3 separate regions of the Homo sapiens genome follow, and regions 1 and 3 are each linked to region 2. The links are chromatin contacts, found by Hi-C or POLR2A ChIA-PET in ENCODE. All regions are on one chromosome and are shown on one strand. Each heading gives the region's core, a stretch centred on a gene start or an enhancer-like site at or near the end of the contact. The rest is flanking DNA. Distances are from core to core; before and after follow the strand shown. Region 1 overlaps RBMS2 (RNA binding motif single stranded interacting protein 2). Region 2 overlaps CS (citrate synthase). Region 3 holds the start of BAZ2A (bromodomain adjacent to zinc finger domain 2A).

Region 1 (4,483 bases), core at 866-3,365, 280 kb after region 2:
TTTTTTTTTTTTTTGAGATGTAGTGTCGCTCTGTCATCCAATCTGGAATGCAGTGGTGCCATCTTGGCTCACTGCAACCTCCACCTCACAGGTTCAAGCAATTCTCCTACCTCAGCCTCCCAAGTAGCTGGGACTACTGGCGTGACGCCCAGCTAATTTTTGTATTTTTAGTAGAGATGAGGCTTCATCATGTTGGCCAGGCTGGCCTCAAACTCCTGACCTCAAGTGATCCTCCAGCCTCGGCCTCCCAAAATTCTGGGATTACAGGTGTGAGCTACTGCACCCGGCCCCCGTTTCTTTTTTATTTTTATGAAGGTTTGAGTAGGAAAAGTTAGATCATGGAAAGGGCATGGATTTGTTGAGATGTCTGAATCTCTGTCCTATTCTTAGTCTCTGCCCCCCAGATTATTACTTTGCATTTTCCTCTCCCTTAGATATGGCAAGATTGTTTCCACTAAGGCCATACTGGACAAGACCACAAACAAATGTAAAGGTGAGAGAACAACTGTCCTTGGTGTTGGAGAGCACCAGTAAGTGAGGCCATCCCTTGACACTGCCCTTTACTGCTGAGAGTCCTGAGTCTACAGTGTCAGCGAGAAGTCCCTGAAGTTTTTAGGCTTAAAAGATTAGGAGATATTTAGATTCTTTGGTGACCAGATAGCTAGAGCTGAAAATGCTGTTTAGGGGCCCCAAGGCCAGAAGACTGTACAAAACACCTTTGAGTCTACTGAGCTTATTTTGGACTTTGTATTTCCCTGGATGAGGTGGTAGAAGTGGGTAAGTGAGATTTTCTTCTGCTTAGCAAAGTCATGTAAATGCCTTTTTTGGGGAGTGTTTTGGTGGGTGTTATTTTCTGAGGGTGAGTAGTTTTATTGGGGTTTTGAGCAGTTCTAGATAGAGCTGGAAGAGTGGAAGGAAGAGAAAGGGCTATAAGCTGGGGTGGTGAGGGTCTTCTTCCAGCAGGTGGCTGGTGGTCTGCTCTGGAGAGGCTGCATTCCCTACATGCCTAGCATTTCTGGGGTATATCAAGAAAAGAGGGGAGTGAATTCTTTTAGAGGTGTAGGGGGGCTTTGGGTTATTAGCAGAGCCTAGTTCCTGAAACCTCAAATTTCTTAAGGGGGAGGGAGAAGGGCAGGGACACCAGAGTAGCTCATTGCCTTGGCATTCTTAGCCACAAAGTAGATCACATCTCAGGGTTTGAGGAGCATGTGGATAACTACCTGAAACCTCTCAATAGCTCTTTCTCCCTCCCATTTCTGTTACATGGATCATAACTCTTCCTCTGTCTCCTGAAAAGCCTGGACCTCTCTGTTCCTTACACCTCCCACTTCCTAGTGATGCTGTTTCCTCTGTTCCAGGCTATGGCTTTGTAGATTTTGACAGCCCTTCAGCAGCACAGAAAGCTGTAACAGCACTGAAGGCCAGCGGTGTACAGGCACAGATGGCAAAGGTAAGGGTACTACCCCATGTCTGTTCCTCCAAGGGGTTTGTGGTTAGCACCAAAGTTCCAGTTCTAAGGTTTCCAGAGGGCTTAAGAACCATGAAATTGAGTGGGCAAGGGCTATCCGTGGTGCTTTCTAGACAGTCCATGAGCACCCCTGGCTGCTGGAGGAAGATGTATTCAAAGTCTATGGCAGGTAGCTCTATCAGCTCTCTTCCTTTCACCAAGTTATTGGCAGCAAGAAAGGTAAGGTGGCCTCTTCCGGTACTCCTGCTGCTTCCCCGTGTTCCCTATATTATTCACCCTGGCCCCACTTCCCTACCAGACAGCTTGTGGTGGTTTTGCAACATTCTCTGAACAAGTCAATTGTGCAACTCAGAATTTCAGAACAATGCTCTCCACCTCCTAATGTTGTTCCCCATACGGGCTGGGTAGTGGGCTGGGGAGGCAGGAGGGAAGCCACATCAAGGGAGGAAACTGTCTCTTCTCAGATCTGTCTGAAACTGTTGTCTTCACCTAGACTACTAGAAATCTAGAAGCTTTTCTCTCACTTCTTCTGTTAGGTGGGATTGTCTCCTTGCCTTTCTATTTTATTTTATTTATTTATTTATTTTGAGACAGCGTCTCGCTCTGTCGCCCCGGCTGGAGTGCAGTGGCGCAATCTCGGCTCACTGCAAGCTGCACCTCCCGGCTTCACGCCATTCTCCTGCCTCAGCCTCCCAAGTAGCTGGGACTACAGGCACCCGCCATCACCTCCAGCTAATTTTTTGTATTTTTAGTAGAGACAGGGTTTCACCGTGTTAGCCAGGATGGTCTCGATCTCCTGACGTTGTGATCCGCCCACCTCAGCCTTCCAAAGTGCTGGGATTACAGGCATGAGCCACCACGCCTGGCTGTCCCTTTGCCTTTCTGAAGCTGTTATGAGTATTATACATAGAGCTTGTGAGGCAGGCCTGCTAGACACCTTTTCTGTAATGGTTAAAGAAAAGGAAAACAAAAGGAAAAGGCAGAAGAGGATTAAGGTTGCTGGTGACCACTGTTTAGGGCAGAGTGACTGCTTAAATTCTTAAAAATACAACTATTGGATGATATTGCCATTTTGCACATTCTGTCCCCTGGAAGGGCTCTCCTACCTCTTCTTCCAGGAGTAAAACCCTCTGACAAAAGCTCAAAGGTTTAGGAGCCTTCAGGGTCCTAGGAGACTGTAGCTTTCAGGGCTCCGTGGTGACACAGTGAACTCTGCATCTGGCTCTCTCCCTGTTCCCTTCTCCCCTCCTCCTGCTCTTCCTCCATCAGGGAGTGAACAGGCATTCCTACTTAGAGGATTCTGCGTGGCTGGAAGAGAAGTGGGGAGGGGCTGCTCAAAACAAGCCAGCCAAGGAGCAAGGCAGTCTGAGGGAATCCAGCCTCTGGGACCGGCTGCTGGGGGAGAGCGGGAATGCTGCTCTGCCTGTTTCTAAAAGAGACAGCCAAACACCATTTATGACTTGTATGATGGGCTTGTATAGTACTAGAAATATTAAATCTGCACTTCTCCCTCCTGGAACTCAATATACAACCCGTGGTAGTGGGACTGGGTGTTAACAAATAGAATAATCTTTGTTTATGTGGGACCCTTCCTATAGTCTCTTTTCTGAAATGTCATTTGTGGGGAGGGCTGAGGGTGGGAGAGGGATAAGAGATGTGAGCCTCATTTTCTCACTGTTATTTCCACAGCAACAGGAACAGGACCCCACAAATTTATACATCTCAAACCTCCCACTGTCAATGGATGAGCAGGAACTGGAGGGGATGCTGAAGCCCTTTGGCCAGGTTATCTCCACCCGTATCCTTCGAGATACCAGTGGGACCAGCAGAGGTGTTGGCTTTGCAAGGTGAGGATGGCAGGAGTGGGGAAATGATGAGGTTAATAACAAATGTCACTTGGGGGTCACCAGAAAACAAAATCTATGCCTTTCCCACACAAGGTCAAAATACTTTACTATTATTCAAAAATACTTGATGGTAAGTCAAAAGTTCATTTTAGGCCAGGTGCGGTGGCTTACACCTGTAATCCCAGCACTTTAGGAGGCCAAGGCAGGCATATCACCTGAGGTCAGGAGTTTGAGACCAGCCTGGCAAACATGGTGAAACCCCGTCTCTACTAAAAATACAAAAATTAGCCAGACGTGGTGGCGCATGCCTGTAATCCCAGCTACTCAGGAGGCTGAGGCAGGAGAATTGCTTGAACCTGGGAGGCAGAGGTTGCAGTGAGCTGAGATCGCACCACTGCACTGCAGCCTGGGGAACAGAGTGAGACTCTGTCTCAAAAAAAAAAAAAAAAAAAAGGTTCATTTTATTATAGGTTACAATACTCAAAAACCCATTAGCCCCACCTAAATATTTTTTTTATAAAGATGGGGTCTTGCTGTGTTGCCCAGGCTGCTCTTGAACATCTGGGCTCAAGTGATCCTCCTGCCTCAGCCACCTAAGCAGTTGGGATTACAGGCATGAGCCACCACACTCGGCTAAGCTCCCTACTACTTCCTAGGGAAGTACTCTAGGCTTTGTTCCTTTAATCCAGACCCAACCAGAGTAAAAAATTCTGTATATTCTTATAGTTTACTGAGTATTTCTCATCTTGTCTCATTTAATCTTTACAACATCCCTGTGAGATAAATATTCTCTATCTTACAGATGAGGAAAGTGAACTCTTCAGTAGAAATGATTTGCCCAGGGTCTTACAGGAGTGGGTGTTAGAGCAGAGCCCTGATCCTTCTGGCTTTGAGAGCAGTAGGATGAGGTAGAAGTTTTGATCTTCCTTTTCAGATCTGTTGGGAGACCTGTATTCCAGAACAATTCTGCACCTGTGATATCAGAGCTTGTGAGCCTTGGTTCACTCTCTGAAGTGGAGATTGATTCAGATGAGTAATTTTCCCACAGTATTCCCTATACCTGCAGTTTTCCCAGGTGCCCTTCTTTGGGCTTTGGTATCTGCCCTCACTGTCGTAGGGTATCAGCCTCCCTTAGCCCACTTAAGAAATGGCTCTGCTTTTATTTATT
Region 2 (4,639 bases), core at 272-2,771:
CACGTTGGCCAGGCTGGTCTCAAACTCCTGACCTCAAATGATCCACTTGCCTCAGCCTCCCAAAGTGCTGGGATTACAGGTATGAGCCACAGTGCCCGGAAGATTTTATGTTTTTTTGTTTGTTTGTTTGTTTTTGAGAAGGAGTCTCACACTGTCACCCAGGCTGGAGTGCAATGGCACAATCTTAGCTCATTGCAACCTCCCTCTCCCAGGTTCACACTATTCTCCTGCCTCAGCCTCCTGAGTAGCTAAGATTACAGGTGCACACCAACACACCCGGCTAATTTTTTGTATTTTTAGTAGAGATGGGGTTTCACTATGTTGGCCAGACTGGTCTCGAACTTCTGACCTCGTGATCCACCACCTCGGCCTCCCAAAGTGCTGGGATTACAGGCGTGAGCCACCGCGCTCAGCCTGATAGCCACTTTCTAGCACCGTTCGGTGTCAGGTTCAGTCATGTTTTTTGCTAAACCTGAAGCTTAAAAAAAAAAAGTTATCAGAGGAATTTTAAAGGCAGCAATTCATTGGTAAGATTGCTCAAAAGGGTAGAGTAGAAAAAATTCAACTTAGGACAACTTTATCTAATGATGTAGAGTACAGAGCACTTAATTTGGAGTTAGGAAAGGAAGTCTGGGTTCTAGTCCTAGCTCCATTACTAATTAAGACAACCAAAGGAAAACAATGAACTACTATTTCTCTTCCCATTTCCATAATTAAGATAACACTTAAACTACTTAACTCAGAGTCTGATTCTCAGGTTCCAATAAGGACGTATATGCAAAAGTAGTCAAGTCTTGTTACTTAAAATGTGACCTCCTCGCCAGAAGTATTTACATTTCTTGGGCCTCAGACTTACTGAATCCAAACAGTTTAGATATGGAGTTACCAAGGACCAAGTCCTAAATGAACGTTCTGCCACCTTCCCACTGTGTTATCTTGGCTATGTAACCTAATTTCTAAGTCTCAGTTTTTACATTTCTAAAATGGTAATAATAAAAGCCAATTTCAGAGTAGTTAAGTAAACTAAATAAAATAATTTTCATAAAAGCATCTAGAACAGTGCTTTGTGCATAGCTGAATTCAGTAAATATTTGTTTCTTACAAATGTGTTGGCCTATCACCTACCATCAAGTGTCAGAACTTCCTGGGAGTTGGATCCCAGGAAAGAGGCAGTCAAGCCTGAGGCAGAGGTGAATGGATAATTCCTTCCAGCTGTGGAATACAAAATAAAGTCCCAATTTTCTTTCTTTCTTTCTTTCTTTTTTTTTTTTAACAGGCATCAAGGAAAAGATACCAGTTTTCTTTTTAAGGGCTTCTTGACCAAGAAGGGAGGCATCTCAGGGAGAGGAAACAAATTTAACTAACCCTGATGGCCACCAGCAGAGCAAATGACTCTAGACAGGAGGTGCTTGAGGACTGTAACATCAAAGGCTACATTTCATTTCCTCTACCCCGTGGCTGCCAAAGAAAGCTGCTGAATGGCTCTGAACAGTACATTCAGGTTATGTTCATTGATGAGACAGGTAGATTACAAACCTCTGAATCATCCCTGAACTTCTACCTCCCAGATTCTCCCCTAATCCTGGAGGTGTGACAGTTGGGCTTTTGGCTTCTGGATGCATGCCACCTGTAGAGTCACCTTACTGGAACAGCAGCTCTCAGGAGAATCAGGCAGTCATCTCACTCAATAGGTCAGCTCCTTCATGGGGAGAGATGGAGAGGGCTACTTCCAAAGACAAGGGCCTGGCTCACAATGTCTGACAGCCAGTATTCTCTATAGGGTGGAGGTGGCGTTATCACAATCACGAAGAGGTTTTTCCCCCACAATCACTAAGAGCTCATTTGTTGCCACCCCTTACAAGAACTCCTCTAGTGAGTCAGCTATTATTGATAGAGGTGGGCTGTAGCCCTCAAATGTGGTAAGATGAAAAAATATAAAAATTAAAAGAGGCCAGGTATGGTGACTCACACCTTCCTTTGTTCTCCTCTGCCTTTGCCTCTTTAAAAAAGTTCTAAGTTGCAGCTGGGCACTGTGGCTCAAGCCTGTAATCCCAGCACTTTGGGAGGCCAAGGCAGGCAGATCACGGGGTCAGGAGATCAAGACCATCCTGGCTAACATGGTGAAACCCCGTCTCTATTAAAAAATACAAAAAATTAGCCAGGTGTGGTGGCAGGTGCCTGTAGTCCCAGCTACTCGGGAGGCTGAGGCAGGAGAAGCTCCGGGAGGCAAAGCCTGCAGCGAGCCGAGATTGTGCCACTGCACTCCAGCCTGGCTGACAGAGCAAGACTTGGTCTAAAAAAAAAAAAAAAAAAGTTCTAAGTTGCTAGCCAATCAGGACAAATACAAAATGTGAGGTCCCATTCCAGCCAATGGAAACTGGAACTGGACACAGCAGTAGGGTGGATGCATCAGGGTATAAATGACCCTGTCTCCTTTGCTCGGTGTACTCTCGTGGCAAAACTGCTGGCGTGTACCCTTTCTGCAGAAAGTATAAAAATGGCCTTGATGGCCTGGCGCGGTGGCTCACGCCTGTAATCCCAGCACTTTGGGAGGCCAAGGCAGGCGGATCATGATGTCAGGAGATCGAGACCATCCTGGCTAACAGGGTGAAACCCCATCTCTACTAAAAAAATACAAAAAAAAAAAAAAAAAAAAAAAATTAGCCGGGCGTCATGGCGGGCGCCTGTAGTCCCAGCTACTCAGGAGGCTGAGGCAGGAGAATGGCGTGAACCTGGGAGGCAGAGCTTGCAGTGAGCCGAGTTCGCACCACTGCACTCCAGCCTGGGCGACAGAGTGAGACTCTGTCTCAAAAAAAAAGGCCTTGCTGAGTAAATTAAATTAAATTAATTAAATTTATGTTCAAGTGCTATTTCTTTACAGCACCAGGGAACAAGCATTTCAAACAGGAGGCTGAGGCAGAAGAATCGCTTGAACCCAGGTGGCTGAAGCTGCAGTGAGCTGAGATTGTGCTACTGCACTCCAGCCTGGGCAACAGAGGAGACTCTGTCTCAAAAAACAAAACAAAACAAAAAAAGCCCACTTACTCAATATAGGTTATTTTCCTCTTACTCCTTAGCCTATTACCATCACTGTTCCACATCTAGCACCCTCACCCTACAGTCAAGAAGCCAAATTTTCTTTGATTCTCCATCCTAGGTACATCCAGACTCTCTCTGTCCTTCTGCATATCCAGGATATGTCCTACCACATATCCACATAACCAACATTAAAACCTTGGGGGAGGCTGGGCGCAGTGGCTCATGCCTATAATCCCAGCATTTCTGAATTAAAAAGCAAGACTCTGTCTCTACAAAAAATAATTTAAAAAATTAGAAAACAGGCTGGACACGGTGGCTCACGCCTGTAATCCCAACACCTTGGGAGGCCAAGGTGGGTGGATCACCTGATGTCAGGAGTTCAAGACCAGCCTGGCCAACATGGTGACACCCCATCTCTACTAAAAATACAAAAATTAGCCAGGCGTGGTGGCACATGCCTATAGTCCCAGCTACTCGGGAGGCTGAGGCAGAATCGCCTGGACCTGGGAGACGGAGGTTGCAGTGAGCTGAGATTGCGCCATTGCACTCCAGCCTGGGTGACAGAGCAAGACTCCGTCTCAAAATAATAATACTAAAAAAAATTAGAAAACAAAACAGAAAAACCTTGCGGAAGAAGCTCCTGATTTTAACAGGGACTTCGTCCTTCATCAACAAAAGATCAGAGCTTGCCAAGCCAGCAGGACTGGCTTAGCTGATGGAGCAAACACAATACACTAATAACCAGTAGGAAAAAATCCTGTACTACAGACACTTCCAATGCAGAAGGAACAACTTGCATTCAGAGAACACGAACACAAATAGGACAAAGGCTCCTCTCTCCCCAGAACCAGGTCAGAGAACTAAAGCCATTTAATGTGTGTGTTTCACAACGGTGATACTGGAAGTCGGTTTGGCACTACATGGTCAGGCCACTTAAAAGCCTGAGCAATCTACAGATTTCATACTTTGACCTCCTTCATACTTACAGACATTTCCTTAATAATTCTACCTAACTGTCATTTTCCAACAGTCTCTTCACGTGAATAGTCACCGATCACTGCTGGGTGCAGTGGCTCATGCCTGTAATCCCAGCACTTTGGGAGGCCAAGGTAGGCCGATCACCTGAGGTGAGGGGTTCAAGACCAGTCTGGCCAAGATGGTGAAACCCTGTCTCTACTAAAAATGCAAAAATTAGTCGGGCACGGTGGCGCACACCTGTAATCTCAGCTAACCGGGAAGCTGAGAAAGGACAATTGCTTGAACCCAGGAGGCAGAGGTTGCAGTGAGCCGAGATCATGCCACTGTACTCCAGCCTGGGCGACAGAGCAAGACTCTGTCTCAAAAAAAAAAAAAAAAAAAAAAAAGATGCACTGATCACTCAGTAAGGAGGACTGCAAAAGATACTCCTCCAGCTTCCATCTTCAGAAAGGAATCACAAGTCTATTTTTGTTTTTTGAGACAGAGTCTCTGTCACCCAGGCTGGAGTGCAGTGGTGCGATCTCGGCTCACTGAAACCTCCACCCCCTGGGTTCAAGCGATTCTCCTGCCTCAGCCTCCCGAGTAGCTGGGATTATAGGTGCCTGCCACCATGCCCAGCCAG
Region 3 (4,646 bases), core at 1,767-4,266, 340 kb after region 2:
TACAAAAATTAGCCAGGCATGGTGGCGCATGCCTGTAATTCCAGCTACTGGAGGGCTGAGGCAGGAGGATCGCTTGAACCTGGGAGGCGAGGGTTGCAGTGAGTCCAGATGGTGCCACCGTACTCCAGCCTGGGCAACAGAGCGAGACTCCATCTCAAAAAAAAAAAAAAAGAAAAAGAAAAAAACAAAACTTTATCTTTCAAAATCTAAAATCCTGTGGTCCTGGGGTCATAGGCCGGGCATGGTGGCTCATGCCTGTAATCTCAGTACTTTGGGAGGCTAAGGCAGGCAGGTCACTTGAGCCCAGGAGTTCAAGACCAGCCTGTGCAAACTGGCAAAACCCCACCTCTACAAAAATTACAAAAAATTAGCTGGATGTGGTGGTGCGTGTCTGTGGTCCCAGCTACTCAGGGGGCTGAGGTGGGAGGATCACTTGAGCCAAAGAGGTCGGGGCTGCAGTGAGCTATGATGGCGCCACTGCACTCCAGCCTGGGCATCGGAGTGAGACCCTGTCTCAAAAAAAAAAAAAAAGAAAGAAAGAAAGAGAAAAGAAAAGAGAGAGAGAAGAGAAAAAAAAGAAAAGAAGAGAAGACCAGGCATGGTGGCTCACACCTGTAATCCCTGCACTTTGGGAGGCCGAGGTGGGTAGATCACCTGAGGTCAGGAATTCGAGACCAGCCTGGCCAACATGATGAAACGCCGTCTCTACTAAAAATAAAATAATTAGCTGGATGCGGTGGCGGGCTCCTGTAATCCCAGCTACTCGGGAGGCTGAGACAGGCAACTCGCTTGAACCCGGGAGGCAGAGGTTGCAGTGAGACAAGATCACACCACTCCAGCCTGGGCGACAAAAGCAAAACTCCGTCTCAAAAAAAAAAAAAAAAAAAAAAGACAGAAAGAAAAAAAAAGAAAAGAAAAAGAAAAGAAAGAAAAATAAAATTCTGTGGCCAACTGTTGCCCCTAACCAAATCCAGTGTGCCACAAAATGCCTGGGGACATAGCACACAGTCCATCACTATATGTTACAGGAGAAATATCCTGGGATTATCAAGTGAAAAGAAAGAAAAAAAAAATCTGGGCACGACTTTGCAGGGAACAGAGGAAAAGCTTACCAATCTCCAAGAAGAATAAGAGGGGAGACGTTCTTTTATGGATTAAAGAGTAAGTCATATGATAACAAACTGTACTATTCTAATTAGTTGATTCTGCAGAAGGTAGTATCTCCAGCACCCCTTAGTCAAATAACAAGCTTCCCACAGGGGCTGCCCTTAGGCTAGAATCACCACCAAGGACTGAGTTCACCAATCTCAGTCTGTTAATCAGTCCCTACCCCCGACACACAAATCCATCTAATAGTTAAATCTTCCTCACCCCTTCCTCTTCGTCCATTTCTTAGAATCTACCCTTCTTCACAAGCTCACTTGCTCAGGTGCTCTGCAATATAGAAACTGTCATAATAACTATACTAAAGTAGGACCCCAAGAAGCTACTCGTGCCACAAAAGCTCTCTAGTCTCCCTGACAGCTCTCTATGCTGAGGGAATTTGCATCACTTACATAGAGCGTACCCCGCTGGTAGATAACTGAGTTTGCTTCTCTATGACCTCTAGCTAAAGGGAAAACAAAACGAAACCAGACAGGAAGACAGAGATGTTCTGGAGAAGGGATTGGGATACGTGAGTCAACTGAAGTTGACTACTTCCAGTTGACAAGTTTACAAAAAAAAAAAAAGTCCAACGAAAGGTCTCTCGGGCCACATGGTTGGCAAGATCCAAGCTTGCCCAGAAGGCTTCAGAAAATGAAACCAAATCTGATTAAAATGGACATTTCAAAACAACAAGACACGCAGCAGCAAACGCACAGCTGCCATTTCCCGGCCACTTCCTGCGGGAGGCTGGGGGAGGGGCTGTTTGTGTACAGATAGAGGTGGAAAGCTATCCCCTCCGTCGTCCCCCAAAGCAGACAAATCTCTCACTCCAATTAACCCTACAAAGGACAACTGCTATTGACATTGCCTTCTCCTGAAAACTGGGAACACCGGGAAAGAAAGGGATGATGCGGTATCATCTTTCTGCCACGGAAGCGGGGATCCCCTCAGTGAGGAATCTCCTTGGAAAAAGGAATTCCTCTTTATTCTTCCCTTCTGCCCCTCAGCCCAGCTCAAATTGGAAAGCCTCAGCGGAAGCCCTATCAACCTCCATCCCCGGAGTGCGCGATTCTCCCGGGACGCGAGGGCCCCAAGCCAAGCGCAGCACCACCCTCAGCAAGGAAGGCCCTCTCCTGATCTTCACGCTCAAGAGAATGGGTGCGCTCCCCGAGGGAGACACCCTCAGACCCCTGGAAACCCCTTCCGCCCTCCACTCACCACAGTCAAAACGCCCAGCTCCCCGCAAACGGAGCGTTTTAACCCGCCAAGGGAACCCCCTCACCCACCCCTCGCGCTCAGGCAATCCCCACCCCCACCCGAGGAGGTGGAGCCCCTCCCGGGGATTCCACCCCAAGTCCCCCACAGGAGTCATCTCCACCAGCCAGGCGGCTTCTCCGCCTCCTCACTGTCGCCGGGAGCCCCTACAGCTCCTCCTGCCCCCGCGGCCCCGTCCGGGGTCCTCAGCAGCCCCACCAGCCCTGTTCTCCTCCCAGACCCCAGAGCAAGGAGACCCTCGCCTCGGGTTGGATCCTCGCAGGAAATAAGCTCCCGTCGGCTTCCCGCCCCGGCAAGGCTCAAGCCGGCTCTGGAGCTTCTGTTCCCCGAGGGAAGCCTCGGATGAAAGCGGGGCTCCCTCCCCCTCAGGCCCCTGGCCACAGACCCCACAAACCTGAGGCAGCGGCGTCCAGCCGGGCTCGGGGCTCGTCTCTCCCCGGGGTACAAGCGGTTCACATGGCCGCGCTCCGGGCGCCAGAACGGGTGGAGACGCCCGCTGGGGAGGGGGTCTGGGGTCCGGGGTTCGGGAAGGGGGAGGGGGACGCGGCTCAACCGCGGGGCCCGAGAGGAGCCAACATGGCCGGCGGGGGAGGAGTGAGTCGGAGCCGGAGGGGGCGGAGAAGCCTCGGCCGGGAGAGAGTCTCCCCACGCGGCCTCCGCCACAGGGTCCTAAAGCCCGCCAGCCCATCTTTCCGACCCGGACCTGGGTCCTAGCGCCGCTGTGCCTCCTGCAACTCTGGCCACCTTGCCCACCTGGCAGCTCCCTCTGCACCCGCATCTCATGGAGGCAGTGGTCCTGCTTCACACAGGGCAAACTGAAAGGCATGCCACAGTCCCAAGGTTAACTTAAAAGACTAGACCAAACGTCTAGGCCCAAAGGCAGGTGCCACTTCTCTAACAGGCTGGTAGGGGTAAGAGTCAGGGGAATTTCGGGGGCAGTTATTTCCCAGGTAGGGTAATGGAAACGTGGAAATAGAAAGGTTAGTCACTCAGGTCGCGATTCAGTAAAGGGATGGGGAGAGGCAAGAGTCAGCCACCCACTCACCTCTGTCCCTTCAGTGCAGCCTGGTCCTGCCTGGATCACCACTTTCCTGGCGACATCTGCAGGGCCCTGGTCACCGGAAAGGAAAGATTCCTGTGCGTGGGGGAAAGAAGGTTCGGCTCTGGAACCAGACAGCAAAGACCTGAGTGTAGCCTAAATGCAGTCAGAGAAGTAAAGGATAAGCTGAAAACTAATCAGCAAAAAGATGCCACAAATGTCCACCCATTCTATGGTTCTGGGAATTTTTTTCTGACAGGGCTACATAACTGTGTGAAAACTCAGAAAAGTAAAATCTAGCAGAGGACTAGAGTTTGGCTGTCACCTAAAATGTCCACTGCAGGGCACCAGGATGAAGAACAGTGTCATATGATGTTAGAGCTTAGAGAATTTCTAGTTCAGGCCGGACGCGGTGGCTCACGGCTGTAATCCCAGCACTTTGGGAGGCCGAGGCAGGTGGATCATGATGTCAGGAGTTCAAGACCAGCCTGACCAACATGATGAAACCCGGTCTCTACTAAAAATACAAAAATTAGCTGGGTGTGGTGGCGTGCCCCTGTAATCTCAGCTACTCAGGAGGCCGAGGCAAGAGAATCGCTTGAACCTGGGAGGTGGAGGTTGCAGTGAACTGAGATCGCGCCATTGCACTCCAGCCTGGGTGACAGAGGGAGACTCTATCTCAAAAAAAAAAAAAAAAAAAAATTCTAGTTCAACCTTCTCTCCTTCATCAAATGAAGAAATTAAGACCCAAAGAGGTTCAATGACTTCTTCAATGTCAAACAGTGGATAAAATATGACAAGAAAGGAAACCAGGTTTCCTTTCCTTGCAACTCAACACTTTGCAGCCTTGAAGATAATTCCCATTTAATTCAATGCAATGCAGTTCTAGAAACAGTTGCCTAAACTGTGCAAAGCTCAGGCTGCTGAATATTCTGGAAAAGCAACAGAGTGGGGATGATGAAACTCTGGCAAGTTGGGGTGTCAACAAATACGTTTTCCTCTGGGGGTCTGAGGAGGAAAGAGATCTGAAAAATGGGCAGAGTTGGGGGGTGAGATCCATCAGTCTACATTGGATTTCCTTACTCCACAGAGGGGTGGGCTCTTCCTGAATTTTGGGGAAAGACTCCACCCCTCCACCCCCCCACTACAAATGGCTCAGAGAGGATAAGAAGGAAGCTAGCTTTAG

The links. A loop is a pair of places that touch in the nucleus more often than their neighbours do. ChIA-PET counts read pairs that join two places held with the same protein, here RNA polymerase II (POLR2A). Pooled maps may share reads with other maps.
Region 1: a loop to region 2 is called in a pooled map, with 2.4 times the contacts of the local background. The contact joins two enhancer-like sites. A Hi-C loop is called at or near these places in 1 of 37 single-sample maps with no recorded cell type and 3 of 50 pooled maps. POLR2A ChIA-PET finds 5 or more read pairs at or near these places in 2 of 52 experiments (GM12878 and activated T-cell).
Region 3: POLR2A ChIA-PET joins it to region 2 with 14 read pairs in PC-9. The contact joins the promoter of BAZ2A here to the enhancer-like site in region 2. A Hi-C loop is called at or near these places in 6 of 168 maps with a recorded cell type or tissue (B cell, CD8-positive, alpha-beta T cell, OCI-LY7 and 3 more), 8 of 37 single-sample maps with no recorded cell type and 12 of 50 pooled maps. POLR2A ChIA-PET finds 5 or more read pairs at or near these places in 10 of 52 experiments (Caco-2, MCF 10A, PC-9 and 7 more).

What each region holds. Positions count from the first base shown.
Region 1 is chr12:56,568,541-56,573,023 of GRCh38, forward strand. It overlaps RBMS2 (RNA binding motif single stranded interacting protein 2), which reads left to right. Exons shown (of 14, transcript NM_002898.4): 3 at 435-493; 4 at 1,359-1,450; 5 at 3,158-3,315. Among named protein-coding and RNA genes, the nearest start is that of RBMS2, 49 kb to the left of the region's middle. Within about 2 kb of position 2,116, at least 14 of the 41 ENCODE cell types and tissues checked have a DNase peak (open chromatin) inside an H3K27ac peak, as active enhancers do.
Region 2 is chr12:56,290,095-56,294,733 of GRCh38, forward strand. All of the region lies in intron 1 of CS (citrate synthase), which reads right to left. Among named protein-coding and RNA genes, the nearest start is that of CS, 7.9 kb to the right of the region's middle. Within about 2 kb of position 1,522, at least 4 of the 41 ENCODE cell types and tissues checked have a DNase peak (open chromatin) inside an H3K27ac peak, as active enhancers do; they include PC-9, where a contact is called at or near this core.
Region 3 is chr12:56,627,310-56,631,955 of GRCh38, forward strand. BAZ2A (bromodomain adjacent to zinc finger domain 2A) reads right to left here and starts at 3,017. Exons shown (of 29, transcript NM_001300905.2): 1 at 2,816-3,017. RefSeq lists enhancers at 1-395, 3,174-3,223, 3,254-3,323 and a silencer at 2,604-2,953.